Linked DNA regions of Homo sapiens: regions 2, 3 and 4 are each linked to region 1. A link is a loop called in an ENCODE intact Hi-C map of the cell type or tissue named here. Cell type or tissue: IMR-90. All regions are shown on one strand. Region 1 overlaps ARHGAP28 (Rho GTPase activating protein 28). Region 2 overlaps LINC01387 (long intergenic non-protein coding RNA 1387). Region 3 overlaps LINC01387 (long intergenic non-protein coding RNA 1387). Region 4 overlaps TMEM200C (transmembrane protein 200C).

The links. Peaks named below come from ENCODE experiments on the same cell type or tissue, not always from the same donor. Only the 100,000 strongest peaks of a DNase experiment are listed, where the experiment ranks them.
Region 2: a loop joins it to region 1, with 4 times the contacts of the local background. A loop is called at or near these places in 5 of 110 quality-filtered maps.
Region 3: it touches region 1 in a loop (8-fold over the local background); 92 of 110 quality-filtered maps call a loop at or near these places.
Region 4: it touches region 1 in a loop (5-fold over the local background); 56 of 110 quality-filtered maps call a loop at or near these places.

Annotation. Positions count from the first base shown.
Region 1 is chr18:6,881,643-6,889,642 of GRCh38, reverse strand. It overlaps ARHGAP28 (Rho GTPase activating protein 28), which reads right to left. Exons shown (of 18, transcript NM_001366230.1): 11 at 7,344-7,506; 12 at 2,404-2,486. Among named protein-coding and RNA genes, the nearest start is that of LINC00668, 44 kb to the left of the region's middle. In IMR-90, a CTCF peak has its summit at 3,216 (motif pointing right); a DNase peak (open chromatin) is centred at 3,212; H3K27ac peaks cover 557 bases.
Region 2 is chr18:6,558,615-6,566,614 of GRCh38, reverse strand. All of the region lies in intron 2 of LINC01387 (long intergenic non-protein coding RNA 1387), which reads right to left. LOC105371972 (a long non-coding RNA gene) reads right to left here. Exons shown (of 3, transcript XR_935116.4): 2 at 7,946-8,000. Among named protein-coding and RNA genes, the nearest start is that of LINC01387, 51 kb to the right of the region's middle. In IMR-90, no CTCF peak of the experiment used is centred here; a DNase peak (open chromatin) is centred at 4,904; H3K27ac peaks cover 1,248 bases.
Region 3 is chr18:6,538,611-6,546,610 of GRCh38, reverse strand. The region is part of intron 2 of LINC01387 (long intergenic non-protein coding RNA 1387); the gene reads right to left. Among named protein-coding and RNA genes, the nearest start is that of LINC01387, 31 kb to the right of the region's middle. In IMR-90, CTCF peaks have their summits at 3,099 (motif pointing left), 4,949 and 5,156 (motif pointing right); no DNase peak of the experiment used is centred here.
Region 4 is chr18:5,874,827-5,882,826 of GRCh38, reverse strand. TMEM200C (transmembrane protein 200C) reads left to right here. Exons shown (of 2, transcript NM_001395400.1): 2 at 1-755. It overlaps MIR3976HG (MIR3976 host gene), which reads right to left. Exons shown (of 10, transcript NR_172496.1): 5 at 6,443-6,574; 6 at 4,208-4,384; 7 at 2,059-2,256. Among named protein-coding and RNA genes, the nearest start is that of TMEM200C, 17 kb to the left of the region's middle. In IMR-90, a CTCF peak has its summit at 3,244 (motif pointing left); a DNase peak (open chromatin) is centred at 3,216; H3K27me3 peaks cover 253 bases.

The DNA of each region.
Region 1 (8,000 bases):
AATGTGGTTTGCATTTTCTTTTCTTTTATCCTAAAAGAGTCTGACAAATGTTAAAATTAAATATAAACTGGGAAGAGAAAATGCTGCAGTTCAATAAACACGAAAGGTTGTTTTGCTGTGAAGGAAGAAAAGTAATTCTGAAAAATACCCTTAACTTAAAGCATTGCTGTTGAAAACTATTTACAATTTCCTAGGGAAAGGAAAATTCATTTAAACAACATAAGTATCTCATTCCTCAGCCCAAATGTAAACTCAACTAAACAATAAAAAAATTGAATTTTTGGGTGCTATTTTTCTATTGCTTTTCAACTTTGAAATTGACAGCTGGCCAAAAGCAAATGTTTGTGTGCAGGTCTTCTAAGCATTAAAAAAAATAAAGAATTGAGAAAGCTTAATATAAGTTTGCTGTGCTATCAAAGTATAAATACTAAATTCACCAAGACGACTGAAATCCCCAAAAGAAGTGCTCTTTGGTTTTCCAAGTTTGAATTCCACTGTACAGTATTTGCAATGAGAAAAACAGCACTAAATAGTAATAATAGTTAACATTCATTTGAGGGTTTGCTGTGAGCCAGGCGTTACTCTTAGTACTTTATATATATTCACTCATCATTATTCCAAACCCTGTGAGGTAGGTACTATTATTATTTTACAGATGAAGAGACCGAGGTGGAGTGCGGCTGAGCAGCTTTGTTCAGCTTAAGTGGCAGAGCCAGGATCTGAACGAAGGGAACCAATTCTTCAGCTAGAGTTCTTGACCTCTAACCCACACCAGCTGCAATCCTAGCTCCAGTCACAATTTAGAATAAAAAATTAGAGAGACAGAGAGAGAGAGAGAGACAGTGCATGTGTGTAACATCCTCACCAGTCCCGTGATGTTCTGGGGGGACCTTTTGTTAGAAATGTATTGAATTATTTGATAATTGCTGCATCCTCAGTTGTATGAAAGGGTAGATGACATTTTGACTCAGATATTTGATAACAGATGAATTTTTTTTTGATAAAAGAACACTCTGTAGACAAAGCGAAAAAACAAGCTAATAAATTTTCAGTTTTTGAAAAATTATTGAATTATATTAGAAAAGGACATTTTTATGTCATAGCTGATCTCTGTCCTTGCCTCAAGGATACATCTAATATGACCGACATATATTATAATTGACATAGATATTTTCGCTGTGTAGGAGGAAGGTCCTTACCACACTGAAATGTCTGATAAGAGGCAGCACTAAGAACCATCTTTGTTTTCAGCATTATGTTTACTGGCCTCAAAATTACCATCTCTTTTCAACTCATCCTTATCTCAATTTCATTTCAAAGATTCCAAATACCTGTTGTACTTAAAACAAATTTCCTATTGTATATAGAATGATTATCCAGAGAGCAAGAGAAACTTTGATTTTTACCAACATACAGCAAAGAATGAATGTGAAATAAAGAGAGAAAAATTGGGGATGAAACTATAGAATATGATTCTATCAAATGTTCTACTATATATCAGTGGAGAAACCACTTTTCTGCTTCATTTTCCTAATATGTAAAATGACCAAATTCTATCAGATGATCTCTAAAATTCTGAAATTCTAGAACTATTTAAATTGAATTATTTTCACAAATTTAAAAACGTGAACATGCTAGAAATTTAAACCAGTGATTTCAAATTCCTCCCTGAGGACGCTCATCAGAGTTTTCTTTCCACTTCAGTACACCAGACTAATGTGAGTAGTTGAGGACCAGCAATTATAGAATCTATTTTACAAGTTACATAATGGTCTTATTGACTTATGACATTGTTCTATTTAAGCCTTCATTTTTGCCTCTTCTACTCCTAACACCTTGCCCAATGCCTGACACAGGATAGACAGTCAACATCTCTGGGATGAATGGAGTGAATGAAACTTAAATGTTTAAGAACATACCGCCCGGGCGTGGTGGCTCACACTTGTAATCCCAGCACTTTGGGAGGCTGCGGCAGGAGGATCACTTGAGCCCTGGAGTTGGAGACCAGCCTGAGCAACATGGCAAAACCCTGCCTCTGCAAAAAATGAGCTGGGTGTGGTGGCACATACCTGTAGTCCCAGCTACTTGGAAGGCTGAGATGGGAGAATCACCTGGCCCTGGGAAGTCAACGCTGCAGTGAGTTGTGATCGTGCCACTGCACTCCAGCCTGGGTGACAAAGCAAAACTCTGTCTCTCAAAAAAAAAAAAAAAACAAGATACCAAGATCTCCACTCTTTCTTGTCTTCCTCAGGAGAAGGGCAGTGGGAGCACAGAAAGGCCGTGTGTTTGCAGCATGCTCAGGTGGCTCAGTGAGCTGTCATCTCCACTTTCATTTTCCTATATGAGCCATGTCCTCTGAGCAATAAGAGCCCCAGGACAAGCTGTGAGGTGGACACGACGTACCTGAGCTGCATCTCTGTTGGCATCAGGCAGCGCCATGACCATGAGGTGTAAGGCTTGAAACTGTACTTTGACGTGAGGCCCTCCTAACAAGAAAACAGAAATAGTCATACATTTTAAATAGCCCTGATGCATCCTGACAGCATTTCTTGCTAGCATCTGGTGGCACAGGAGGGCTCCTGACAGCTTTTGGTGGTAAAGACTCAGGTTTTGTGCCCAGCAATGTAAATTTGTTCACTTGGACAGGAGCCTCTGTCCATCAACTCCCTTTTCCCATCCCATGATGCCATTGTTGAGGCAGGTGGCCAACGAGATCCTCAGAATAATTCTGGATTTGGATAGCACTTCCCTTTCAAAGTACTTTCGCAGACCTTCCCTTCCTTTAATACTATAAATAGAAGTGAAGCTCACTCAATACAAGAGAAAATAAACCTTGCTTCCATATAATGAGGCAGAAAAGTATAAGTATTAGGAACACAGATTTAGAACCAGGTTTCAAACCTGGACTACTATTTAGTCGCTGTGTGACCTGGGGCAGGTTATTTAATCCCTGTTGCATCTACTTTATTATCTGTAAAATAGGAATAGTCATTGTATCTACCTCACAGGCTGTTATGAGGATTAAATGAGTTAATACATGTAGAGTGTTTAAATCAGTACCTGTACATAGTTATCTTTCTACATATTTGCTCTTACTTTTATGATCTATGACACTTATTCTAGATCTTCCATGGACACTTAGGGAAGGTGATGACTGTAGTTGGATCTTTGGAGATTGTTGAGTATTTTCTTCCTCAGTAATGACACAAGATGGCGCCAGAGGGTTGGCATTTATACTCAGGGATTCCATCCACAGCTGGATAATCCACGACCAGCTGTGCTGAAAATTTAGAATACACCAGAGAATCTAGGCTTTCCTTTGTCCCTCTGTATTTTCTTCAAAATGGTGTCTTGGTGGGGAGTTCTTGGAGGAAAGCATTATGTTCTGGAATCTCTGGGGAGTTCTCAAGTTGAAGGAAAATCTATTTCTATTCAATGGCTGGAAGGCAGTCAGCTGCTGGTGAAGTTAACTGAGCTGTATAGCAGTGGAAACACTTGTGACAAGCTAGTAGGTTACTGGAGCTGTGCGTGCTAGAGTTCAGGAGTAGATGACAAGTGTATACAACCAAGCAATATGGGGAGAGAGGGAGGATCATATTGTTGAAGAAAAATCCATGTGTAGATTTGTGGATAACTTGTATCAAATTTATAATGACGCAGGTCCAGGATGTTACTGAAAAGAGCAAATACACATTGCTGTGAGCTTGCCTGAATAATAGAAACTTTAAGAGCAAGTCTCAGTGCAAAGCATTTAGGGGCAGACAAGACATAATGTTAGTGCATAAACTGCAGGCTGAGGACTGTCTCTAATCTTCCAACGCAATTAAAAAAAAAAAAAAACAACTCTGGGGAAGAAAAAAACAAGAGATGCAGATGTAGGCTTGGGACCACTGTGTTTCCATTAACTTCAGAGAAATTAAGAAGCTCTTTTAAGTTAAGTTTAATTTGGCAAATAATCCATTTTCATTTTACTTAGGAAACCTGGCCCAACGCTGTTTTGTGATTAATAGTTTTGTAGTTAATTCATTTAATACATCCCCGTCACAAGTATTCTCTTTCCTGAGGTCATTATTTCCCCAGAAAGTTATTAAGCATGTAATGAAAGCATCTGAGGCTTGATTGATGATGATACTAGTCCTTTAATTTTACGGTCAAGTTTGGGGCCAAGTTTGAAAAGAGAAAGTAACGACATTAGTGGAAAAGGCTCTGTGTTCTCTGAGCTCCATTTGAGGGTATTGAGAGGGACAGCTTAAACACACACACACACGCGCTTGTTCACAATCCTCCCCTTCAGAGAATCTTGTTACAACTAGAGCTTACTTAGGTGGCAAAAAGGCCATTATTTCCTGCTGGTAGCAGGCCAGAACTCTGGGTTTCCTGCAGGGTTCGCTGGTATCAAATCAACCACCTGCAATATAGTATTTTTCACTTTCAAAGTCATACGAAGGAATGTGGACTCTTTGTGAACCCTTTCAGGATATTTCTCAGAACCTCTCCCTTCAGTGAAATGTACTGGCTGTAGTCAGATAGGCAGTAATGATGATACAGCATGCAGTAAATGCTACACAGAAGATAATTGGTCTCTGAAAATTACAACGTCACACAGTGTTTCTGAAAATTACGAAGTCATACCGATTAGGTCTTTAGTGAAGTATTTGGGTAAAAGCACAAAAACTATAAAGTATGTTTTGTAACTGACAGTCAGGGAATCATTTGGCATGGTTTGAACACAAGGATTGAATATTTTGGAGGATGAAAATTAATATATTCATATACCCTTCTTAAATATGATTCTCTGAACAGATCTGGAATTAGAGGTTTGAATCCTCCTTGCATAATTCAAACTACCAAAAAACAAAAACAAATGAGTGATCCAGAGATGGAAGGTCCTAATTCTGGTATAAACTTCACCCAAATCTCTGGCTGACCCACAAACCATGCGTGTGTGGGGTAACACGGCGAAGGATTGAACAACTGAACACACAGTTGAGCTCCTGCCCAAAAGACCACTGGCAATTTGAGTCCAGTCAAGCAAACTGCCGGCTTAAAAGAGCAACAATAGTAAAAGAAACCAAACAACATTCTTTGGAGAAATACTTCAGAATCCATAGTCTCCAAAGACTATATTCATAATGTTCAGAATAAGCTTTAAATTTACTTGACATACAAAGTAACAAGGAAAGTGTAACCCATTCTCAAAGAAGACAGAGACCAACCCTGAGATAACCCAGGTGTTAGAACTGCCAACAAGGACTTTTTTTTCTTTTTTGAGACAGAGTCTTGCTCTGTCGCCCAGGCTGGAGTGCAGTGGCACGATCTCGGCTCACTATAAGCTCCACCGCCTGGGTTGACACCATTCTCCTGCCTCAGCATCCAGAGTAGTTGGGTCTACAGGTGCCCGCCACCACGCCTGGCCAATTTTTTGTATTTTTAGTAGAGACGGGGTTTCACCTTGTTAGCCAGGATAGTCTCGATCTCCTGAACTCGTGATCTGCCCACCTCAGCCTCCCAAAGTGCTGGGATTACAGGCGTGAGCCCCCACGCCTGGCCGCCAACAAGGATTTTGAAGCAGCTATTGTACCTGTGCTCAATGATGTGAAGGAAAATATGATTATAATGAATGAAAAGATAGGTCACCTCAACAGAAAAACAGAAAGTATTTTAAAAGCACCAACTGAAAATTCTAGAACTGAAAAAATACAATGTCTGAAACAAAAATGAATGAAGGAAATTAGTAGCTCTTCTCTCTTTTTCAGCAAGTTTTTCTCATTAAAAAAACCCAGTAAGCTTACAAAGAAAATAGATACTGGTCACGGACAGCATGTGAATTAAAGCTTAGAAAATGACTGCCTTGCCTACAATATTCTCTTCTTTCAAGACACAAAAGATTATTTTATGAATCTGGTTTAGTTAAAACATTCAAAGATTTAGAACCTACATAATTTTTAGGACAAATTTTGCCATACAACTTAGGATCTATTATTTTCTTTCATTGTAATTTTTATGAAATTGTAGTTCTGGCCAACCTGAGAAGGTTGTACAATGGCAGATACAGACATCACCTGTTAAGTTCACACAACATTTTAAAATTTAAATTAGTGGCTGGGCCAGGTGTGGTGGCTCACGCCTGTAATCCCAGCAATTTGGAGGGTGAGGCAGGGAGATCACTTGAGGCTAGGAGTTTGAGACCAGCCTGGCCAACATGGCGAAACCCCGTCTCTACTAAAAATACAAAAATCAGACAGGTGTGGTGGCGCACACCTGTAATCCCAGCTACTCAGGAGGCTGAGGCAGGAGAATCGCTTGAATCCCGGGGGTGGAGGTTGCTGTGAGCCAAGATCGCATCACTGAACTCCAGCCTGGGCAACAGTGCGACACTCTGTCTCAAAAAAAAAAAAAAAAATTAGTGCCTGACACTCTCAAATTGAGAGTTTTCGCATTAAAGCCTGGATTTGGCTCTCAGTCTGGCACAGCAACCATTACGGAGAACCAAGCAGTGGTCAATGTCTCTAGATGGGGTGTGTCCTCTCAGTTTGGACACAGACCTTTTTGGTCCATGTAGAATCAACATTTACTTAGCATGCTCATACATATTTAGATTTGCAATGCCTGAACTCCCCAGGTTAACAGTTAAAGCCCCCACTATGTACCCCCATTCTACTTTTCCAAACTTTTCTCTTGTTACATCCTCCACAATATTCAACCTTTATGCTCAAACCATGCCAAATGATTCCTTGTCAATTACAACACACACTTTATAATTTTTGTGCTTTTGCCCACATACTTCACTTAAAGGCCTAATCTATATGACTTTGTAACTTTCAGAAACATGATGTGACTTTGTAATTTTCAGAGACATATTATCTTCTGTGAAGTATTTATTGCATGCTGCATCATCAGACCTAGGACCTCAGATTTAAGAAAGGCAGTGATGTCGTATTTTTTGATGCATTATCACACACCAGGCTCTATTCTAAATGACTTCATTCAATATCCACGGCAACCCTGACAGGTAATTATTATCTGTAATTTACAGATGTAGTAACTGAGGCTCAGAAGGTTTGATTGCATGGCTAACAGATGGTTGCACAGGAATCCAAATCTCAAGAGCCTGGTCTTTCTGCAAACCCCTCTGCCTTTTAATGATTATAAAACCCTAAACCAGGCTTAAGTATATAAGTATGTAAGTAGGTGACTGTTTGCCATCAAACTTAATATTCCACCAAGCACTGTCAGGACACAGCAAATCTATACATGAGCACATTTGATTCAGCATCTCTCTTCTGCTCTCACTTTATTGACCTTATATCTTAGCGTATTCACATATAACGTCTTCCACCTACTTTCCATTAGACTGATGAAGGCAGGTATATATTCCACAGGGAAGAGAGAGGTGGGTAGTTCTCTGAAAAACGCTTTCAACATTACTGCAGCTTCTCTATGGCACATTTTGTCCCATTTAAATTTATCAGCATTAAACTTGGCATCAAGTTCTTCACGGTATTGCTGTAAATCAAGGAAAACAGTCAGTATTCAATGCACTTTTACCACCTGACCCCATTTTCCCCTTCGAAAACTGTTCTTATATAAACTGTTTTTGTAAACAGACTGGTAAGGTAATGTCTACCAAGAGTAATTTTTTTTCAACATGATTAAGGCAAATAGCTATGTGAGGATGAATTTTTAAAAACAATTTTCTAAAATATTTAAAAAATAATGTTGATCTTGAAATAATTTTCTAATTCTACACAAATATAGAAGTTCTCTACTCTGATCACAGTTTCATTTCTGTGGTTTTGGCAGAATACCACTATTCCCACATGATAAATACACTGTTAGATTCTGACAAAGTCTCCGTTCCCCCTCTTTTCATAATCCCTTCTGCCATCCTCTCTTCTATTTCTAAATTAGATCAAGAAGGTTTGCCTCTCAGCCAGTTCACAAACAGAATGAGAAATATCCCAATAAAGTAACTCTGACCTCGCTGCAACATGCAAACC
Region 2 (8,000 bases), 320 kb after region 1:
AGCTTCACAAAGAGCTTTGATTGATGGCAGCTTTTCAGATACCTCTGTGGCTTAGTCTTATCTTGTTTGGTATCTCTATTGTTTCTGAACTGTAAACACCAAAGGAAGGACCCATTCAAAATGCAAGTACTAGGCTTATTCACACGACTCAAGATATTCTTTTCCAAAGTTGAGTAATAGAATGTGTCATAAAGACATCAAAATCTGGTAGATTTGATTTTAAAATTTGATTCATGACTGTCTTGACTGTCTTGTTTCGCCCACGTGGAAGAAGCCCATACTCATTCTCCTCTGTGTTTTCCTACATTGTTTTCAATTGTTTAGCTTTGGGGTGATTCTGCCCAGCTTTTAAGACCCCCAAGTGATCCCTGAGCATAGCCCAGAACTGCCAGAAAGAGTGGCTTCTGAAGTATTTGTCAGTAAGGGGTGTTGACTAGAAGAGCAATCAGGTAGGTATCAAAAAACTGCTTGGAATTTTCTGTAGCTGCAATGCAAGCCTGACTTGAGTAAATCTATCTGAGGTATCCAGACAGACAGGCAATATTTCCATCCATGCAGAGTCATAGACTGACATACATTTTGAGGTCTTTTCATATTCCAGCCATTGCATTAGGTACTTCATGTACATTTGCTTGCTTAGGAGAACTTCGAAATCTTAGGTCTCATTAAGAGTCTTTGATCATTTACCCACATGCATGCATACTCACACACAAACACACACAAAAAGCACTGGACTGGACTGCCTTTGAGTTGAATGCTGATCTTGAGATAACCCCTCGTCTGCATTTTTACCACCCAGATTTCAACTGGTTAAACTTTGTGCCTGTTTCACCTGCTAGAAAATTATTGAGCAATAATGATTTTAGATAACAATTTTAAAAGAATCTGTATATCTCTAATTCCAAAAATTTAAAAACTATTCATACCCATGGGGAAGATGTTTCCCTTACAATTATGTATTCTTTGTAACGTCACCCTTGTAGAACAAAATTCCTTTCTCTTTTTTTTGAGACAGGGTCTTGCTCTGTCACCCAGGATGGAATGCAGTGGAGTGATCTCAGCTCACTGCAACCTTTGTCTCCTGGGTTCAAGTGATTCTCATGCCTCAGCCTCCAAAGTAGCTGGGATTACAGGATCATGCCACCACACATGGCTAATTTTTGTATTTTTAGTAGAGAGAGATTTTCACCATGTTGGCCAGGCTGATCTCAAACTCCTGGCCTCAAGCGACATCCCGCCTTGGCTTCCCAAAGTGTGGGGATTGCAGGTGTGAGCCACCATGCCCAGCCCAAAATTTCTTTGTAGTGTCACCTTAAATATCTCTATGGATGAAACAGAAACTTGCTCAATCTGTTACCTCATTTTTGGTCTGAAGTCTTGAATAATAAGATACCAGGTTTATGAAGCAATATATGAGTTGTTTGGAACACAATGAAACTCTGTTTATTGTATGCAACTTCAGATAAGCTAAATAAGGATTTAAACTAACACTCCTTTTTGTTTGTATATTTGCTATCGCTAGGACTTCCTTTTTCAATTTAAAGATTGTGTCTTATGTGGGAGATCCATTCCAACCAAGCAAAACATCTAGCAGACTACAAAGGATTTAGCTTGTCTTGTTTGTTTACATAACTGAGTTGAGTATTGGACTATTAAATCTTGCATAACATTATTTTGATTAAAAGTAACTGGTTCAACTTGTTGCATGATAAGAATGAAACTTGTCAATATAATGCATTTATTCATGAGAAATGTTCATGTTTCATGTGAAACTTTCTTTTAAAAAATAAAACTTTAAAATATCTTAGTGCTGCTTTTACCTTAATATAATGAAGGAATAGTCTCCCCTGCAGCAGAGGTTGAAAATTAAACTACTCCCAGCGTAAAAAAAGTCTGATTTGTTTATCACATGGGACAAAGCTTATAACCGCAGGAGCTGGAGAGGTCTTATTTCCACACTTAGTTTCCAATCAGAAACAACCAATAACTATGCTATCCCAGCACTTTGGGAGGCCAAGGCCGGTGGATCACTTGAAGTCAGGAGTTTAAGACCACCCTGGCCAACATGGTGAAACCCTGTCTCTAGTAAAAATGCAAAAATTAGCCGGGCGTGGTGGCGCACGCCTGTAATCACAGCTGCTTGGGAGGCTGAGGCATGAAAATCCCTTGAACCTGGGAGGTGGAATTTGCAGTGATCCCAGATCGTAGCACTGCACTCCAGCCTGGGCAATAGAGTGAGACTCTGTCTCAAAAAAAAAAAAAAAAAAGCTGATGACATCATTTAACAAAAGGTTGGGTTCCTTAACGTTACTGACATCACATCAGCCTGGTACTGACCTACTGGCCCTGTATCTTATCCTTGCTCTTACTGGTCTATTCTTGTTAATTCCAAAGTGAGGAAGTTGTTTCAGTGTATTCATTACCACTTTTCCCCTCCAAATCTATACTTCAGAGGTTGTGCAAAGCTCCAAATTTTCCATTCCAACAAATCTTACGGTCTTTTTGCCTCCCTCTGTAGGAAAGGAGGTTATTCTATTTTTCCTGGACACATTAAATGGTGTGACTTGTTTCCCACTGTTCCATTTACATAATCTATGAAACATTCAAAGTATCTGTATCTCAAGTGAAAACAGAAATTCAATTGTACCAAAATTTCCATCAGGGCATTTTATAATAAGTTAAAGATTTTTCTATTACTTTTTACTTACTAGTATAATAGTGTGTTAGAAAAAGCAATTCGGTGAATATACTACAAAATTGTCAAAATTTTAGTGCTTAAAAAACATAATTTCTTTAATGTAACTATCAGAATTTGAGGTAACTATATTATTTTTTCAAGCTTATAGGTAATATTTGAATGGCCTATTTAAGCCTATGGATACCAAAAAATGGTGACTAAAAGCACACAAAATCTTGGGAAGCACTTTTTTCATATGACCTTTTGTTGCATATCATGATTTATAAGAGAACTGTCTTTGGTCACTTCCCTGGGAAACATTCTCTAAGATTTGTGCACTGAGATTACACACTGGAAATTTCTTTCGGAGGCCCCTCTAAGTCAGTGCTATGAGTGAAGGGAGTGCATTTTAGCAGAGGAAGGAGCTGAACTGTGATGTCTGCACAGACGCACACAAAACAAGGCAGAAAACTGAACCTCTCCCAAAGGAAGCTCTGGAGCTAACATCAGAGCTGTCCTGCTTTGAAGCAAGGGCAGAAAATTCTGCACTCCCTCACTTCCCCCAACCCACCCACAGCCGCAGACTCGTAGAAGGAGGCCATCCTTGGGCAAGGTAGCCTAAGATAATTCACGGAGAAGGACTCAGATGAGAATCTTTGACTGCCAATGCTTCCAGCAGCTGGGAAATGAGTGTCCCAGCTGTGAAGGTAACATCTGGATGGAGCACCCCAGTATCCACTCTAACAGTCAAAGGAAAACAAACTAGGTAGACAAGTGGTTTGGTTCATAAGCCCAGGGGATTCACTGCTCTGCATTAAATCCTTCTCTGTCTTCCTTCTGGGAACCATGAAATTGTCTCCATAAAGTCCATCAGCTATTTTAGCCACTTTTTTTTTTGAGACAGAGTCTCACTCTGTTGCCCAGGCTGGCGTGCAGTGGCGCCATCTTGACTCCCTGCAGCCTCTGCCTTCTGGGTTCAAGTGATACTCCTGCCTCAGCCTCCCAAATAGCTGGGATTCCAAGTGCGCACCACCATGCCGGGCTAATATTTGCATTTTTCAGTAGAGACAGGGTTTCACCACGTTGGCCAGGCTGGTCTCAAACTCCTGACCTCAAGTGATCCGCCCACCTCGGCCTCCCAAAGTGCTGGTATTACAGGTGTAAGCAACCGTGCTTGGCCTATTTTAGCCCCTTTTCTAATCTAGCCCCTCCTACTGTCATGAAATAGAACAAATGCAAACTAAGTTAGCAGGCCACATCCCAGGGAGGCTGGTAGAAGACATGAGACTACTGGGAGAGAGACAAAAGGATGGTTTATTTTTCACAGCTATACAGTAGCTGGGACTTCTGCACTTCTGTTGGTTCCCCACTCCCCAGTTCCCACAGGACAATGCAAAGAGGGCCAGAAGACACGTGCAGACACAGCAGTCATGATGTGGTAGAGGAAACTTGAAGGTAGGGAACTCGGACTTTTTAAAGTAGGCACTAAGCATGCCTGCCCTTTGCTTCAGAGACAGTGCCATCTCTGTCTTCCAAGACTATTTGCTATATAAGCATTCTTGAAGATATAGCCCAGAACATAGATGGCTAGTGCCTCTTTTAGCAAAGTGGAGATATGTAGAAACACAAGAGACCCATGAAGAATTTCCACCAGCAGCTCCCGCCTCATCAGCTGCCACAGAGAGAGAGAGCTGTACACCGTAGTGAGTTTAGTGAGCGCATGCGCTAAGGCCAGCTGCTCGAATTTCAGTACTGGTTCTATTACTCCTAAGAATGTGACTTGAGGCAAGTTCCTTAACCTCTGTAAGCCTTAGCTTACTCATCTGTGAAATGGAAATAGTAATAGTACCTATGGCCTATGGGTAGTGTAATCATACACCGAGATAAGCCACATGAAATGGCTGGCATGTGGTAATCAGGTGCCGAGTAAATGGTAATCCTGTTATTACAGTAGACTGGACACAGACCAACTGCCTGGTTATTTTCCCAAAGCAGTATCAGAAATAGGAAAAAAGGTGTTTGAAGGTTTTAGCTAACAGAGAAGTGGCTGACCGCTCATAAGACTCTCTGCAGGCCCTCCTTCACCTTGCATGTGTGTTTAAGTTCCTGCCCCTGCACTCCACAACCATGCGTTTTCACTCAGGTTTGGCCTCAGTAAGGCAGACAGCTGTTTGCGTTTCACATACTGTGACTCGAGTAGTTCCATAAGCCTCTGTGACCTGAAGTGTTCCTCTGGCAGCCAGCCGTAAATCTCTTGCTCAATCTCCTTTTAACTCCTCAAACTTAGAAGCCAAGCTGACATAATCCTTATCTGTGGGCTCAGCCCCACCGCAGCGGCCTGAGCTAATCCTACTCTTGCAAAGAAGAAACACAAAGATCTCTGGTTTTTTTTTTTTTTTTTGACAGGATCTCACTCTGTTGCCCAGGCTAGAATGCAGTTGCACAGTCATGGTTTACTGCAGCCTCAAACTCCTGGGCTCAAGCAGTCCTCCCACCTCAGCCTCCTGAGTAGCTGGGACTACAGGCATGTGCCACCACACCCAGCTAATTTTAAAATTTTTTGTAGAGACAGAGTCTGGCTATGTTTCTCAGGCTCATCTTGAACTCCTGGCCTCAGGTAATCCTCCAGCTTCGGTCTCCCAAAATGCTAGGATTTACAAGCGTAAGTCACCACACCCGGCCTACTCATCAGTTTTAAGTGCCAAGTTTTTTCTCACTGAGGGAGCATATTATCCTGTGGTAGCTGCCAGGGCCTGGAATTACATTTTAAGCCCAATTTGAATTGAATGGAAATGAGACCTAATCTCCCGCTCCAAGGCAGTCGCTTAAGGAACGTATTTTAAAGAGGAGACACTTTTCTTTCAACATCATCACTTTCTCCAAACATGACAAAATCACGTATCAAAACGAAATCTCGAGTTCAAGTTGTCTGTAGAGCTATGTTGTGTTGTAGCAGGGATATAGTAAATCTCACAGGCTTTGACAGGTGGTTAGGTAGTAAGATATCTTTCAGAAGGGATTTAGTTATTCCTTTTCTGTGAAGTCTGGTCTCTAAAATTTTTGCTACAAATACTCTGTCTCTCAGTTTTATAATGACATAAACGTATATCAGAAAATATCTAAAGCAGGCTGGGCGTGGTGGCTTATGCCTGTAATCCCAGCACTTTGGAAGGTCAAGGCGGGCGGATCACCTGAGGTCAGGAGTTCGAGACCAGCCTGGTCAACATGGTGAAACACCGTCTCTACTAAAAAAAAATAGCCAGGCATGGTGGCTAGTGCCTGTAATCCCAGCTACTTGGGAGGCTGAGGCAGAAGAATTGCTTGAACCTGGGAGGCAGAGGTTGCAGTGAGCCAAGATTGCACCACTGCATTCCAGCCTGGGCAACAAGAGTGAAACTCTGTCTCAAAAAAAAAAAAAAAAAAAAAAAGAGTTAATAGATAAATAGATGATAGAGATTTTGCTTTTTTAAACCTCTTCATCCACTGTAATAGACTACATGGTTTGTTAAAGGGGTAAGTATTATCTTTTCATCTCAACCCACATTTCACTCTGAATATTAATGGTTATTCCTAGAATCCTCTTTTTCCCATCCCTGAAAAGCAAATATACTCATATTCTTTGTTTTGGCGAAGGTCTTTATTATAGCCATAAAGGATAATGGATTTATCTAATTCCATCGTTTTTACTAACCAAAGTTATAAAGTTTTAATTCTACCTAGATGTTGCCAGTCAGAGTATAATGTGCCTTCAACCTAAATTATCACAAAGTACATAAAAACTTGGCTTCATAATTCTCATGATAATTTAGGTTATTGGTTTAATCCACCAAAAATACCCTCTGAACTTACAAACTGAAGCATACTATACCTGTTTCCTTTCGTGTTTTAGGTACTATGATAAGTTACCAGTAATTTATAAAAGAATGAACAAAAAAGCCACAATCTCTTTCATATGCTTCTAATTATTTTCAAAATACAAATGTTAAATAGTTTTTTATTTTTAAGGTACTATTTAGTTTTCCTTTTGTTACTTTTCCAAATTTTTTAAAAATTATTTTTTTATTTTGAGATAATTTTAGATTCACATGCAATTATAATAAATAATACAGAGGTATCTCATGTACTTTTTAACCTAGTTTCTCCCAGTGATAACATCTTGTAAAACTGTAGTACAATATCAGAGCCAGGAAATTGACACTAATACAATCCACTGATCTTATTCAGATTTCCCAGTTTTTCCTGTATTCCTTTGTGTGTATGTGTTTATTTCTATGCATAAATGTTCTATTTTTTTCTTCCATTAAGTTTTCAACCATCAGACCTCATTTGTGTTTCTGCTTCTGGAAATAGGAGATAGAGATTTTAGCTACAGCAATCAGAATCCACCCTGGAGTGTGCTGTTTTCCTGTGATAGCAAGAAAATGTTCCATTTGAAAACTGCTCCACAAAGAATCATCAGAAACCACAGAAAACAAATGATGGTGTTGGCGGCTTTTCTGTACAACTCAGTCTTTTATTTCAGAACTCTATATGCTAAAAGGGCAGGATTCTCTCTCATCTCCTCCTTCCTTTTTTTTCTATTTGTTTTTAACAGAGAAAGCAAAAACAGACTTTGGAAAAATCACAACTAAAGTAAATCTATTCTTTGGAGAGTTATATGTGGATGATTAACTTAAGAGAAAACTGGTTAATGGCAAGTACTGAAAGATCTGATCTTTCTAATGAACACATCTAAAAAAAACTTACAAAATAGAAGGTTGTTTATTCTTTAAGGCAAACTTGAAAAACACAAGATTATAAAACGTCTTGGGGAATAAAAATAAAGAACTCATTCCCTATAAACAGTTGTAGTGCTTTCTTACATCTCAGAGAGTGTCCTTACCTCAATACAAATACACAGACAGCACACACATACACACAGACATGCACCCACATTCATACCCACACACATACACACCCACATACACATACACGCACACACCAAGAGCTCAAATACGAAAGGCGAAATCAAACACCCCAGAGAGGGTGGTGATTCTGCCAAACTGCAGATACTGTAGCTCTTACAATAAATGGGAGGAAAAAGGATTGTTGTTGGCAAAGCATGGAGGACAGTGATTATTTTCTCAGGAAAAAAAGGTTAGATGTCATATTTTCCTCTGTTTTAACACAAATGACCGAACATTTAGAAAAACAAGATGCTTAAATCTTGTTAGGATAGAGTAATCTCATCTCATGTTAGCTTAAGAGTAAAACCCCAATTCTGCTTACCCCAGAATTTTTTCCATAAGGGCACGTCACTATCACTTGATAGACTTTTCCCACC
Region 3 (8,000 bases), 340 kb after region 1:
CTGCATCGCTACTGAGGTTTGCCAAATGAAACTTCTTTTAATAGTTCTTCCACATGCCAAAATAATTCCCCTGGGATATTAACTTACCCAGTTATGAGAAAGAAGAAAGAAGAGGATACCACAATTTACATTTATCCACAGAGTAACTTGGAAAACCATTAAGTGGTACCACGTGGGGATGATGACATGTCCACGTGAAGTGGCCTTTATGCCTTTTCATTTGTAAGAGACAGAACCATGGAAAGCACACTGAGTTGGCATTTGGATACTTGATATAACGCCAAGATTCTACTACTTATTAGCTGTGCAACCTTGAGCTGTTCTGACTTGCCTCATTTATAAACTTAGGACTCCAGGAGTGGAAGAACAGAGTGATAAAGAAGTCTTGTTATTTCTCTTTATATGTTTGCCACAGGTTTTATGCCAGTGAGTTCAACCATGCTTGACTCAATTTTTCATCAATAACAGGAAATACATTAAATGCCCATTAATTTCCAACTACCGTATATGCAAAGTACTAGGATGCAAAGATAAGTAAGAAGTACTCCTTCTGGCTGGGCATGATGGCTCATGCCTGTAATCCCAACATTTTGGGAGGTTGAGGCAGGGGGATTGCTTGAGGACAGGAGTTCGAGGCCAGCCTGGGCCACATGGCCAGACTCTGTCGTACAAAAAATAAAAAATAAATAAAAGAGATAATAATCCTTCCCTGAAACCCGTCAGAGTTCACAAATGAGAGTGGTAAAAATACAGAATGCTTAAAGTGGTCTGATGTAGAAAGTGTTAGGACAGCACAGAAAGTCTCCTTGGAGTAGTGTTTATTTATATTGGACCTTTGAGAATGAGTAGACTGTTAACCAGCAGAGAACGGCAGAGAAGGATGAGGTGGGGAGAAAGGATAGTCAAGGAAAAGGAAAGACTGAGAGACAGAATTCAAGAAAATCTGAGGATATTGAACGGATATCCCAAAGTGGCTTACAGATAGGGAGATGAGACTGAAAATAGGTAGGTTGAGAAGTGACTGTTCAGGGCCAGTACCACCCTGCTGTGGAATTGGGCTTTGTCCTGTAGGCTCTTAGAGACCATCAGAGATTTTTCCACAAGGGAAGCCCATGATCAGTTTGTTGTTCCATTCAATTGACTGACTGATTGATCAATTGATTGACCTTCATTGACTGATCATCTGCTCTTGCCAGCCACTATGCCAACATGACCCTATTTTTCCCATTCAGAAAAAACATAGGCAGCTTTTTACAGAGCACTGTGGGCATGGTTCCCCCATGCTACTAATTTTGATGAAATACAGCTAAAGTTGCTCTTAGTTTATGCAATTACTTTTTAGGATGGGTTTTTATTTTAGACCTTATGTGCACAAAATGCTAAGAAATCCTCCACCAGATTATATAAAGAAAGATTTGTTCATTGTATAATCCCTGCCTCCAGCTCTTTCAAACCATTAAGATTAATTTCATTTCTTGGGTAATATCCAATGTATTTGTTTTCTGAAAGGGTTCATGCAACTCCCAAATGTGTCTAACCTATTCCCTGAGAATACCTGGACTACCATTGAAGAATCTTTCTTATTTAGAGCTAAGAAAGCCTGCATATTTCTAACATCTTTAAACACAGAACTTGCTATGCAAGTCATCAGCTTCACGAAGATTACAAAGAAAGAAAAACAGGAGAAAGTTTGATTTCTGTCCCTGAGGGTTGACAGTCTAGGAGGAGAGGCTGCACAATCACAAATAAAATGATTGAAAACACTTTGCTAAAGATATTTTAAGAAGAAATTTGAAGGTGACATACTTGGAACAAACAAGTTCCCCAAAACAAGGTTTCAACATCTTTTTGGTGTTGTCTTTCCTAGAACATTGTGCCTCTATCAATGCTTTTAAGATAAAACTTGCCTGGGAGAAAAATTTTAACTATGATTTTACTTGGTAAACACTATTATTCTAAATTTGAGCTCATCCTGCCTGCTCTGATATAAGCCTTTTTCTTCATCAAGAGTTATGCTTGGGTACAGAAAATTACCTATTTTCCCCTGCTTTTTATGCAGTCATTTTGTCAGACACAAATTCCAAAATCAAAATCGTCTAGAGGGAGTAGTCAGCATAGCAGTTTACCCAGGATGATGAGAACGATGTGGAAATAAAAGGGGCAGCTCAATGTTCTCCCCACCCCTACTTGGGGCATTCATGCTCATAGGCATATAGGACCATGCATATAGGGCCATGCATATAGGGCCATGCATATAGGACCATGCATATAGGGCCATGCATATAGGGCCATGCATATAGGGCCATGCATATAGGGCCATGAAGACATGGTTTATAAACAGATAGTTCCAACCCACAATCCCTTACCTACAATCCCCAAATCTCCAAAATTCTAAACACCAAGAATTTTTCTAACTCATTTGGTGACATTTGACCTGAACTGATATTTGGATATATTATGTATTCCATTTAGTATGAATATATTTTGCTACAGAAATATAAATGTGTTTTATTATAGAGTGCTGCCCCACACTCACTCAGCCCAAGTATATGATTTAGGTTTTATTTTATTATTTGAAAATTTGAAAAATTCTGGATGACCTGGAAAATTCTGTACTAGCAGTCATTTGAAGCACCTTTTATATGCAAGGTGCTCTACACACAGCATCTCATTCCAAGGTGCTCTACGCACAGCATCTCATTCCATTCTGACCCACGAAGGAGGTATTATTACTATTGCTGCATTAATGATAGGGAAACTGAGGCCTGGCAAAGTTAAGCAATTCATCCAAGATCCCATACCTAGCTAGTGAGGGAGCAAAGACCCAAACTCAGGCTGCTTGATTCCAAAGCTCAAGTTCATTTCACTCTATATAGGGCTTGGTAGCTGCACCCTGCTCGTCATTGTCCTATCCACTGACCCTGTCAAGCCACCGCCTCGATGGTGAGCAACGGTTTCTAGTAATCTTCAGTGCTACGTGGATGCTGAGGGGAAGAAAGGTGTTGAGCATCTATGAACAGACTGTTTTGTTGCCCCTTTGAATTACTAGTGGGCATCTTCTTGCCAGACCTTCATTTTTATGCCAATTCACTGCCATCTAGTGGTTATTTCAATAGCAATTTTACGTAAAATGTTAGGTGACATAGCATCATTTCTAACAGGCTGGAGATTTGGTCCTTAGAGGTCGTAAAAAAATAAATAAATAAAATAAATAAAACCAAGATGTGCAGGAAAAAGGAATCTAATCTAAGTAAACATTTATAAAATAAAGTACATTTTATTTTTCTATTCTTCAGGTAAGGGACTAGCAAGATGAATGGGCTTTGCTAAGGCTTTGTAAAAGCTCATCTTTACGAACTTAACTAAATAATCAGATTAAATCTCTATGTAGGCTGCTTAGGAAAATAAAAGCTTTCTCTGAAAAGATTTCACCAGCCTTTCTTCAAAGATTGCCAGGGATTGTCTCTGCTCTAATTATAATATTTACAATGCAAATTGTTGGTTGCAATGTACGTTTTTTTCATGAAATTAAAAGTAGTCATTCATATCCTCATTTACATATGTTCCTCTCCAAGACAGATAAACTCTCATTCATCTTTGGTAACAATAATATGATTTATAAATTTGAAGTTCTGACAAAAGAAATCAAAATATGCACATCAATAGAAAAGGTTTTTGGCATTGTAAGTACTTATTTAGTGTATTTCAGTTTAATAATATTTATTGAGCTTCTGGAAAGTCCCAAAAAAGATTCAAATATAGACTCAGCAGTTTCTTGGCCCAGTTGCTTAGAACCTAGAGGAGAAAGATTGGCAACATTACAGTTCAGGTGACACGCAGACTGCAGTGCAAGGAAGTCTGTCCAGTATGTTTGGAGATTGTAATAAAACAGGACTAAAATCCTAAAGACGCTCCCCAGCTTGCTGGTTTCAGATGTCAGACTGGGAGCTTCTTAACACCAAAACATCCTCTCAGATAAATTGGGATCAACCTTTAGTACCTATTAAGGGGCCAGTAAGAACGTCAAAGTTGCTTTGAGATTAAAAATGTTTTGGTGAGCAATGCATAGCCTTGTACTTGCAGCCCAATCCTATCGGGAGGAATAGCATGTGAATAACACGTGAATGTCAGGATCCTGTGAGTCTTCTATTACACACTGCCTACAATTTAAACAGCGAGTCTTGTGAGGATGGAATACTAAAATACTCAATTGAAGCAGATCCTTAAAAAATTACTTTATTTTAGCACTATGTGACTTAGAAAAAATAATGAAGCCAGTTATTTGCCTTAATTATAAGAATGTGATGAGGGGCCGCCACCAGCCAGGGGAGCCTAAGGTTTGGGTTTGTTTTTTTTTTTTCTTTTGAGTTGGAGTCTCACTCTATCTCTCAGGCTGGAGTGCAGTGGCGTGACTTCGGCTCACAGCAACCTCTGCCTCCTGGGTGCAAGCGATTCTCCTGCCTCAGCCTCCTGAGTAGCTGGGATTACAGGCACCTGCCACCATGCCTGGCTAATTTTTATATTTTTAGTAGAGACGAGGTTTCACCATTCGGCCCGGCTTCCTCTAACTCCTGATCTTAAGTGATCCGCCCACCTCTGCCTCCCAAAGTGCTGAGATTATGGGCGTGAGCCACTGAATCCAGCTTTTTTTTTCTTTTTCTTTTTTTTGTTTTAATTAGAGCTCCTAAATTATTTTCTTTTTTGAAACTTCACAATGCTTATCACAACTTCGTAATAGCGGATGCCCTTTTCTCTGCTTTTTTTTCCCCTTGGCATGCTTCCCTCATGCCTCTTGTGGTGATAGTGTCTTGCTTTGGTTCAAACATGTATTTATGGGATTGCATTCACAGATTTCATTCCATCCAAACGTAGGTAAAAATGCAGGAGTAATGTCTTTCCTTATTTTTGCCTCTGGGTGTATGATGGCCCCAAAAGAACAAAGGCAACAAAGGGCAAGTCTCAGTACAGAGCAGAAAACCCCGATAATTTGCAACAGGAAAGTGCTCCCCTGTAGGGGGCTCTGGAACCACCACTCCAGGCAGTGTGTAATTTGCAACAGGAAAGTGCTCCCCTGTAGGGGGCTCTGGAACCACCACTCCAGGCAGTGTGTAATTTGCAACAGGAAAGTGCTCCCCTGTAGGGGGCTCTGGAACCACCACTCCAGGCAGTGTGTAATTTGCAACAGGAAAGTGCTCCCCTGTAGGGGGCTCTGGAACCACCACTCCAGGCAGTGTGTAATTTGCAACAGGAAAGTGCTCCCCTGTAGGGGGCTCTGGAACCACCACTCCAGGCAGTGTGTGAGGCTGGGAACAGATGGGAAGGCAGCCGTTCGTAGCAGCCTGTGTCAGACAAGGGACACCTCCAAGTATACAATTGCTCCACTCTTCGCTAAGACCGACTACATCCTGACTTACTCCTGAAACATCTAAACCCTCATTAGAGAAACAGGAAGTTCTCATGTAGCGAAGGCCAGCACACAATGCTGCCCTTTGTCTGTTTGGAAAAATTAAAGTAATAAAATTATCCAAATCATTTCCACAGTTCCGAAGATTTGTATAAACTGCATCTGAGCCCTTTAAAAAGCAAGGCTTTGGATGAGATTTAAAGCTTCGTGATGTATTTACTCACGACACATACAGGAGGCAAATAGATACCTGCATAATTTTCAGGTGATCTAGCTTGTTTTAAGGAGACAGTGGAAAGTCTAATGCGACAAATGTTAGGTGTGTCCTTTGGAAAATTTCCCTTCACATACCAATTGCTTGACTGGGGTTTCTTTGGGAGGCAGTCAGTAATCAATTTAGCATTGAGCTCTCAGAAAATGGCAAAAGTTCTAAAGAACTAGGGCATAAACCTATTCAGGATTCAGTGCAACTTCCTCAATTGTTTTTTATTAAAAATATTTTTTAAATGCCAGCACTCACCAACTGTGCAAAGAAAAAGTCATAAAAAATAAACTCCCAACCTACAGTGTGTACAGGAAATGGTGAGATAAAAATCAATAAAAAAACAAAATCAGGTTTTGGCTTCCACGGAGTTCCACACACCAACAGTATTTGAAAATCTTTTAAAATGATGAAATCAGCAATGTCTGAGACATTCCTAAGAGTTCACTGGTTTATTGGAAACCTAGGAAAGCACATGAACAGCGGAGTACTTGTCACGTGGAGAATGTGAGGGTCGAGGTAATGTTGTAAAATGTTAAGAACTTTTACCAACTTTTGTGAACGTTTTAGAGAAATGGCAGAAACTAAGCCTTAGTGTTCTGCTTAGCTTTTCTTTCCTTCTTTTGTCCACCCTCTCCAGCCTTGGAGAAAAGCACTCTCTCTCTCTCTCTCACACACACACACACACACTCTCTCTCTCTCACACACACACACACACACACTCTCTCTCTCTCCACATGTGTAGGAAGTCCCATTTTGTATCTCCAGCCCACAAGTCTCTCCTCAGCTCATATTCAACCCTGCCCTCCGCATCACCTCAAATCTTACACAATCAGAACAGACCAATCTGCTTTTGTCACAGTCCTGCCCATTGTTAACAAATGACAACTTCATTCTTCTAACTGCTCAGGTGGAAAGCTTTGGAATCATCCTTCATTCCTTTCTTTCTCTCGAAACTCATCAGCTCTGCCTTTAAAATCGATCCTGAATCCGGCCATTTACCACCTGTGTCACAGTCACCTGGCTCGTTGCAATAGCCTTCCAACTGGTCACCCGCTTCCTCAGTTGTTGTCCTTTGATCTGTTTTCAAAACACCAGTTAGGGCCAGGAGTGGTGACTCACACCTCTAATCCCAACACTTTGGAAGGCCAAGGCAGGAGGATCACTTGAGGTCAGAGTTCAAGACCAGCTTGGGCAACGTTGCGAGACCCAGTCTCTGCAAAAAATAAAAAATAAAAAAAATTAGCCAGGTGTGGTGGCACCACCTGTGGTCTCAGCTACTCGGGAGGCTGAGGTGGGAGGATTGCTTGAGTCTGGGAGATGGAGGCTGCAGTGAACTATGATGGCACCACTGCACTCCAGCCTGGGCAACAGAAGGAGAATCTGTCCCAGAAACTAAAACAAAAAAGCCACAAAAAAAGACACCGCCAGTTAGAGTGACTTGGTTTCAATGTTAAGACAGGTCATGTCAAGCTGTTGCCCCAAATCGTCCAATATTTCCCTTCCTGCTCAGTAAGAGCCAACTTCCTTGAAATGGCCAAAGGCCCTGTGCTATCACTGGGTTCTCCGAACTCATCTCTCCTGCTTCCCTCCTCTCTCTCCTGGCTCTGGACACTCGGAACACACTAGGCTTGCCCGCGGGTTGTACTGGCTTTTCCCCCTGCCTGAGACCCACTTTGCTCCAGACAGCTCATTCCCTCCTTGCTCCTTTCTTTTGGTATCTATGTTCTCTCAAGGTGTCTAAGATGCAGAACCCACACTCTCAGCACTTTTTCATCCCCCTCCTTACTCTACTTTTCTTTGGAGCATCTACCATCATCGAATTTATTGCCTATTTTATTTAGGTATCTAACAGCTCACACTCTTAGAATGTAAACTTCCAGAAGTGGAGGGAAGTTTTGTATTCCCAGTGCTCTATCACTGGTACCTAGTAAGAGCTAAGAGGGATGAATCCAGGTTTATGAGGTGGGAAGCTTACATTTCCAAAGGATCTGCTTAAAGAAAAAGAGAACACAAATGTACAAATACAAAATTAGGTATAAAAGTGAATACTTACTTAGAATTAGAAATTACAATAATTATTTTTTTTAATTTTAAAAAATTTTTCTTAGAGATAGGGTCTTGCTCTGTTGCCCAGGCTGGAGTGCAGTGGTACGATCATAGCTCACTGTGACCTTGTGAACTCCTGGGCTCAAGTGATCCTCCTGCCTCAAGTCTCAAAGTGTTGGGATTACAGGCATGAGCCAGCATGCCCAGTCCAAATTATTATTATTATTATTTTTGAGACAGACTTTTGCTCTGTCACCCAGGCTGGAGTGCAGTGGTGTGATCTCA
Region 4 (8,000 bases), 1.0 Mb after region 1:
CTTTGTATTTCTAGTTTTATTTCAGCTTCATGCCTGAGAACATCTCTTGATTTATTAATCTTGCTTGGGATTACTACTTTAAAAAATTGAATGCATTTATAGTGATAGTAATAGTAATAATAATAATAGTCTTAAAAAAGACCGAAAAGTAATTTGAGCACTAATAATAAGTAATTGTTTGCGTCCCAATTTTTTATATCTTCTCAAATAGAGAGTAAATTGACTGATATCTTCTGGAAACATGTGCCACTGAAAAGCCAAAACACAATTGAAGTGCATGTTTGCAATCTCCTCGTTCCTCAAATCCCATGGATGTCCAAAACTAGAACCTTTCTTTGATTCATGTAGGATATTCTGACTAAGTCAGAGAGATGCTGGTGAATGCTTTCCAAGATTTCTTTTATTATAAAGTGAATGGAAAGGACATTTAATAATGCTATACCTGCCTGAAAAAAATGCCAGCTTTCATTAAGTCAGTGGCAATTAAATGCAACACTTGGCAAATAAATTGAACAAAGCATCTGGCTAGCCTGTAAGTATGAATCATCTTCAATGGAAGTACCAAATTATAGCAAAAAAAAATAAAGGGATATAAAAAGGAAAATAAAATTCAGACATGATTAGGGCCATGAGTAAAAATAATCCAAGTTGATATGTGGCAACTTGTAATGCAGCATAATTTTAGAAAATTATTTAGTGAATGTATAAATGTGACATGCCTGAAAAATGTTAATTAAACTGGTTTACGCAATGGTGGAGATGTATAATTATTTAGACATGCTCCCATAGTCCTTTGGAAGAAAATTGTAAATTCCAGCTCTACAAGGCTGTTTGGATTATAACCCCTGGTGCTGAGGGTTGAATGCAAAGCCTTTTTATCCACTGAAAATGATGAGATCCCGGAAGTGTCACAGGCTTGCCTCACTCTTCTCTGATTTCATTCACTCAGATTAGAAAGGGCAACTTGAACAGCAAGGAGCATCTATATCTTTAATGCTTTCTCTTTTACCAACATCTTTCAGCACATTTAAGTCATGGAGGAAAGACAGCAAAAAGATGCTAGTTTGGGTCTCATAAGGAGTAATCCATCCATTGTATCTTTTAATTTATAGGCAGTCCTTATAATCTTAAAGACAGAAGAAGGGGGAAGATTGTCTATTAAAATCCGGAACATTCTTCCATCATGTCTAAAACTAATATGCCTGCCTGAGATTGATTTCTGAGTCTTGGCCTGAATTACAGATTTGGGAATCAGGCTATTGCAATAAAAATTAGAATTGATGATAGAAATATTAGTGGAAGGATACCTGGGACTTTGAATTGCAAATGTTATGGGCTGAAGGAGATCCTGGAGGTGTGATTAGTGTTCATGTATGTGCACACACACATGTGCATCAATGAACGAACTATTGAAACTTAAAGCAAGTCAATTTTGTAACTTACTGATTTTGAAGTCTGTGAACAAAAATAAATACTTTTGAGAATAAATCATCACATGCCATAGCAAGAAAACCTTTGCTTCAAGCAGATAATAGGACTGACAAGCTATGTATGCCATAGTTCTAATGACATAGGCTGTGACCTTAAGAAAAATTGAAAAATTCCAAAACAAAATTTATATGTCATAGAATTTGGTCATGGCCCAGGCTTAGGAAGAAACTTGATCATATTTATACTAGCAAAGCGATACATAAGACTTGATGAATTCCATGGAGAGTTTTTATATTATATTTTGGTTTTCATGTGAAATTGTTTGGATTCTCATTATGCCCACCATAATCAGAATTATCAGCCTAAGTGAAGACTGAAGTATTTTGGAGCTCTGGTCCTTGCTACATGGGTTTAATTAGACAAGAAAATGCCCTGAAAGTGAGGTGAACCAAACAAATGTCAACTTTACAGGCATTGAAATTGATTTCAAAATGTTTGCATCATTAAATTAAAATAATAACAATTCATTAGCCAATTACATTGCTCAATTTGAATATACAGGATTTTTCCTCCTAGATTCAAATTAAAAAATTCAGAGATGGTCAAAATAATTTTGAAAGAACTTACGTTTGTTCTGATGCCAGGTGGGGGTCTTCTGAGGGAGGATTTGCTATGAAGAGTGTTCCAAGAACACTCCAAGTGTAAAGCCATAAACATTCATTTGTGGAGATGTCATACACTTTAAGATAACTCGATTTTCTCTAGTTTGGTCTTCATAAAACTAGACTGTGACTTTCTCCTTGCACTCCAAAGCAGAATATAATCCTTGTTTACAAAATAAGCAAAACATACCTTTATAGCAATACACATTTTATCTTATCACACTATATTATGCCTAGGGAATTTCAATTAAATGGTACCATTAGTTTTCCCTTCAATTTTGGTTTTCTTTAGACCACAAAGTGTTCAAGGCTGGGTCTAATTGGCATAAATGTGGTGTGAATTTTACCACTAAAGAGCAAATCTGTTATTATTATTATTATTTTTGAGACGGATTCTTGCTCTGTCACCCAGGCTGGAATGCAGTGGCGTAATCTCGGCTCACTGCAACCTCTGCCTCCCGGGTTCAAGCAATTCTCCTGCCTCAGCCTCCCAAATATCTGGGATTACAGAGGCCTGCCACCACCCCCAGCTAAATTTTGTATTTTTAGTAGAGACAGGGTTTCAACATGTTGGCCGGGCTGGCCTTGAACTCCTGACCTCAGGTGATCCACCCGCCTTGACCTCCCAAAGTGCTGGGATTACAGACATGAGCCACCACACCTGGCCCAAATCTGCTGATTTAGGTTAAAAAACAACGTATCCTACTCTATCCTTATTGAAAACCTATACTGATCATTGCCCAATTTTCCCTTGAGTGTGTGCTAGAATGCTAGGGCTCTACTGAGAAATTTCAAAAACCATTTTATTTTTTTATTCATATAAATTTAAAGAGTACAAGTGCAATTTTGATACATGGATATCTTGAATAATGATGAAGTCTGAGCTTTTACTGTGTCCATCACCTGAATAATGTACCTGGTACCCATTAAGTAATTTCTCATCACCCATTCCCTCTCACCCTCCCACTCTTTCAAGTATCCAATTCAAAACTATTTTAAGTTAAGGAGTTAGTATTTAAAATATATCAATAGCCCATTTCAGACAGCTTTGTGTCAAATCACTTTCCCATGCTTTTATCCCTAGATGACTCAGTTGTCTTCACATTTTTTGTCCAGTGTAAAATTTTAGATTTCCCTGCATCTTGCTCCCCCTACTGCCAAGTAGGTGTATGTGCTCCTTAAAGTAAAAACAAATGCCACATTCCAAAGTACTTTTTGAAATGCTTTTTCTATAAAATGCATGCCCTTCCCTGTTGTCCCTGACCTCCCACCAAAATGTGAAGTGATCTGGATAATAACATTTTCTTTTTATCACCATTGCTCCCATTAATAGCATATGCTTACTCTGTATTCTTTCTGAATTCTTTTATGTAGCTAGGCTCCCATCCTGGAAATGTGAACAAATGTCGGTCGCAAGACTCACTGCCAGTTTTCTTTAACCAGAAGTACTAATGCCGGCCACACTTCTCACCACTGTTCCTTCTATTCATCAATTTCTTTAGCAAACATTTATCATAGACCTTCTAATTTTCAGACTCTGTCTTTAAGAATGAAGATATCAAAAATATGTACTTTTTGACCTTGAAATGTCATATTCTAGTAGAGGACACTGATATGTAAACAAATAATTTCAATGTGTGACATGTGGAGGAGAATTTTATGAAAATAGCATAGTCAAGAGTGTACATTTTCAGCACTGAGCTAGCTCTAAAAACTTTCTCACCTGCAAAATAGGACAAGTACCTACCTCAGCAGGTTTTTGTGAGTATTAAATGGCACAAGGCATATAAGGCCGTGTGTCTGGCATATGGTGGGTGCTCAGTAAATGCCGGCTACTATTATTACTAGTTAATAATGACATGATAATAACCAGCAATTATTTGGTTTCCAGGAGTAGGAACTATTCTCTCAATCACTCACCACTTGGAAGTTTCTTCCCCTGGTGTGATACAGAATTTTGAATCATTCAGGGTTCACTCAGAAAGCAGAGGCACTGTGAGCTCTCTATGGCACAAGGGATTTAGTTCAAGAATGGGACGTTGTCTGGTCGTAGGAGGATCTGGGGAAAGTGATGTTCCAGGAAGGAATTTGGAGTTTCGGGGGAAGTCACCAACCTGAGAAGTTAAGCACGTCCAAGCACCGAAATAAGGCTGCAAACTGAAGACACGGGGAAGCCATCGGAAGCTGTGCTTCTGTATCGCTACCATCTCTGTGGATCTGCCACCTGGAGTGAGGTGGGGGGCCTAGGGCTGCTCTTATTCCAGGTGGTCATCCTTCAGAAGAAGAGCTGGCTGCGGAGAGGGGGAGAGTAAGGACAGGCTGGAGCCCACTGGTGCCACTGCATCTGCTGTAACCTCATCGAACGCAATGACCCCCAAGGGCAACAACTGCTGTGTTACTTCCACCTTCTTCAAATTGGTCTTCTGGCTGACTCTAACTCAGAATCCTACAGAGCGGTATATTCTGAGAAAATAGGTCTAACCTAACCAAGTCCACATGGTTAAAAAACACCAGAGTCCATCTGTTGTCAGTTTGGCATCCATATGCACCTCTTTAACTATATTTAATTTCTAAATAAGGACATAAGCAACATCATGCTTCTACCTAATGTGATGTAGCTGTCTCTCACACACCTGAAAACACAGCAAAACTCTCTACAAAAAAGAGTACAAACTCAGTCTTCTTTAGTGATGCTCATTCTTGTAGCTAGTTCACCCCCAACCCTTTGCCACCCTGTAGTTTAAGTATTGAGGTATATAATCAAGTGAACTACTATTAACGTATCATAAGTTAGACAAAAGAAGAGTCAGAGCAAGGAAGAAAGAAATAAGTTTTCATATTTTCTATTCTCTTCACTTTGAGCAAGAACATTGGCTGGTTGTGATTCCCTTTCTGGCAGGTGACCTAAGCCTTCCTTCTTGAAAGGTCTGTGCCCAGAGCTGTTCTGCCTATATGGGGTTGCTGTAGTTTTTCCTTATAGGACATAGTAATTCTAACAGGCACTATCAGGTTCTCCTGCATTCGGGACAGCCTCCTTACCCACACTGTGGAGTAGCAAACCAATTTCCACTTGATAGTCAGAATAGTCACATCAGCTAGTACAGGCACTCCTTTCTTTGCCAAGATGACAATCTCAACTTCCAGTTTAATGGAACCAACACTTTGTGCTTCATGGAAGCATCCCTGTCTTTGGAACTAAGATCTTTAGACTAGCATAGCCCAGAATTGCAGCTACGGGAAGCAAAAATTTCACATACGAGTGAAATTCACTTACTAGTCATTAGAGGTAACAGTGGGAGGAATCACTTCCATTTCTACCCCTTCATCATTAGACACGTGAATCATAACTATGGGAAAGGCATCAAGGCATACTGTTTGCTGACTTGGAGAATATACCATATTCTAGAGAATGTTACCCCAGCCTGCAAAGTGTTGCCACACAGCTGGTGTTACAACTAAGCCTTCAAAAGGCCATTCCATCATTCCTTCAGGCTAGTTGTTTAGATGACTGAAACTGGTGAATTTCATGAACATGAGCCCATTGACAAACCACATTTACTGTAAAATTAGTTCTATTGGCAGAATCAGAACTATGTGGAATATCATGATGATGAAAAAGACATTCTGGAATCCACAGATGGTGGTTTTGGCAGAAGCATTTCAGTAGGGAAGGCAAATCTATATCCAGGGTAGGTGTCTATGCCAGTGAGAATAACACACTCTCCCTCCCATGATGAGAGTGGTCCAATGTGATCAACCTGCCACTCATACTGGGGGCTTATTATTGTCTCTGCTGCCATGGCAACTTTGTTCATGAGCCCAATGGGAAAAAATACAGTATGCATATACCCATGTTCATAACAGCATTATTCATAATAGCTAAAAGGTAGAAACAACCCAGGTGTCCATAGATAGATGCATGGATAAACATAATGTGGGATATACCCACAGTGGAATATTATTCAGCCTTAAAAAAGGAAGGAAACTCTGACACATGCTGCAACATCAATGAACCTTGAAGACATTCTGCTAAGTGAAATAAGCCAGTCACAGAAGGACAAACACTGTATTATTCCAGTTATACGATGTCACTAGAGAAGGCAAATTTATGCAGACACAGAGTAAATTAGAAATTACCAGGAGTTGGGGGAAGGAAGGAATGGGAAGTTGTTTAATGAGTACAAAGTTTCAGTTGGAAAAGGTTTAAAAGTTCTGCAGACAGACGGTGGTGATAGTTGCATAGCAATGTGAATGTAATTAATGCCACAGAACTGTACACATAAAAGTGGCTAATAAGGTAAATTTTATGTAATGTACTTTTTACTAAAAATCTAGAGATTAGGTCTTACTCTGTCACGCCCAGGCTGGAGTGCAGTGGCACGGTCATAGCTTGCTGTAGCCTCGAACTCCTAGGCTCAAGTGATCTTCTTGCTTCAGTCGCCCAAGTCGCTGAGACCACAGGTGCAAGCCACTGTATCCGGCTGTTTTACCAAAATGTAAAAAATAATTTAAAAATACAGTAAACAAAGGGCTGTCAGTTATTCACTCCTCAGTATGAATTAAGCCAGATACATTCGTGTAAATACCTGTGCTTTAGGAACGAGGGTTAAGACTAAATAGGAGAAAACAAAGGTTGTAAGTCTGGCACCTGTGGTGCTACTCTAGGAGAGCACATTAAGAGGGGGATAAAGTGGAAGGTGATGCTTAATTTATCAAAGTCTTTCAGAGTAAAATGGCAGAGGAGTGTAGTAAATGCCACTTGAGACAGCTGCCTGACTTGCAGTTCCTTCATCCTTCTGTTCACACCTGGCCGTAGCTAATTGACCTAGGTATTGACACCAGACCTGAGCTTGGCCAGTCACATTTTCTTTCCCATATGTTTAACATGTGGAGGAAGGAGAACCAGAGAACAAGAGCCCTTGAGGTTGGGTCTCATTGTGTTAACCACAGTGCTCCAAATAGTAGGTCCCCAAAATCTTGTCACTGAGGTTCCTGAAGCTGCCCTGGCTCCTGCAAGGGTAAGCCTGATTTTGCTGTCATTGCTGTTGTTGTTAGACATAACAGATTATTCCAGTTCTCCTTCCTCTCAATTTGTTTTCTTTTGTTTTTGCTTATTAGCTAGAGTTGGCTATTGTGCTTACAATGAAAATACCTGAAACTTACAAGGAAGCACAGGAGATTCCTTATTGCCAGAGTTTAATGGGTATCTCTCTCCTCCTCACATTGCCCTTGGTATTCAATGTCAGGTGTGCAAGTGAGTGGCAGTACACTCAGCACCCAATTAACAAGAATATTTTATTTATTAATTTTTATTGGGGTAAAATACACATATATACTTTACTATTTTAACCATTTTAAGTGTGCAGTTCGCTGGTAATAAATACAATTATATTCCTTTGTTCTAGGAATTTTTGACAAATTGACACCACTTGCTCTCATAACAAAGACTAAACATTTATTGAGTATCTTCACACACACAAGAATACTCCCAAGTCACAATCAATGGTCACTCAAATAATAATTGATAAAACTCTTCTAGAACAAACCACTTTGAACTGTCCCTTCAATTTTACTATAAGAAGAGTCGACACTGCTAGCCCTTTTTTTGTTCCTGTGGCTCAATATAAGTTTAGTGCTTCTAATTGTAGGAATAGAAACTCTATGTAAATTGAATTATCATAATTAGCTTACAGATCACTGTAGTACTTATACACTTTTCTTCCCTTTGAGGGTTTTTTAAGAGAAAGTCACACAATAAGGAAAAAAACCAATAAAATTTAAATAGTATGTTTGTTGTTCATTTGCGTTAAAGACAAATGTTTGCTAAATGGAATTTTTTAGAATGTCTTTTTACTGGATAGAGTTGGCCTCCTCAGCAGCTTCATCTGAGGAAAAATTTAATCACAG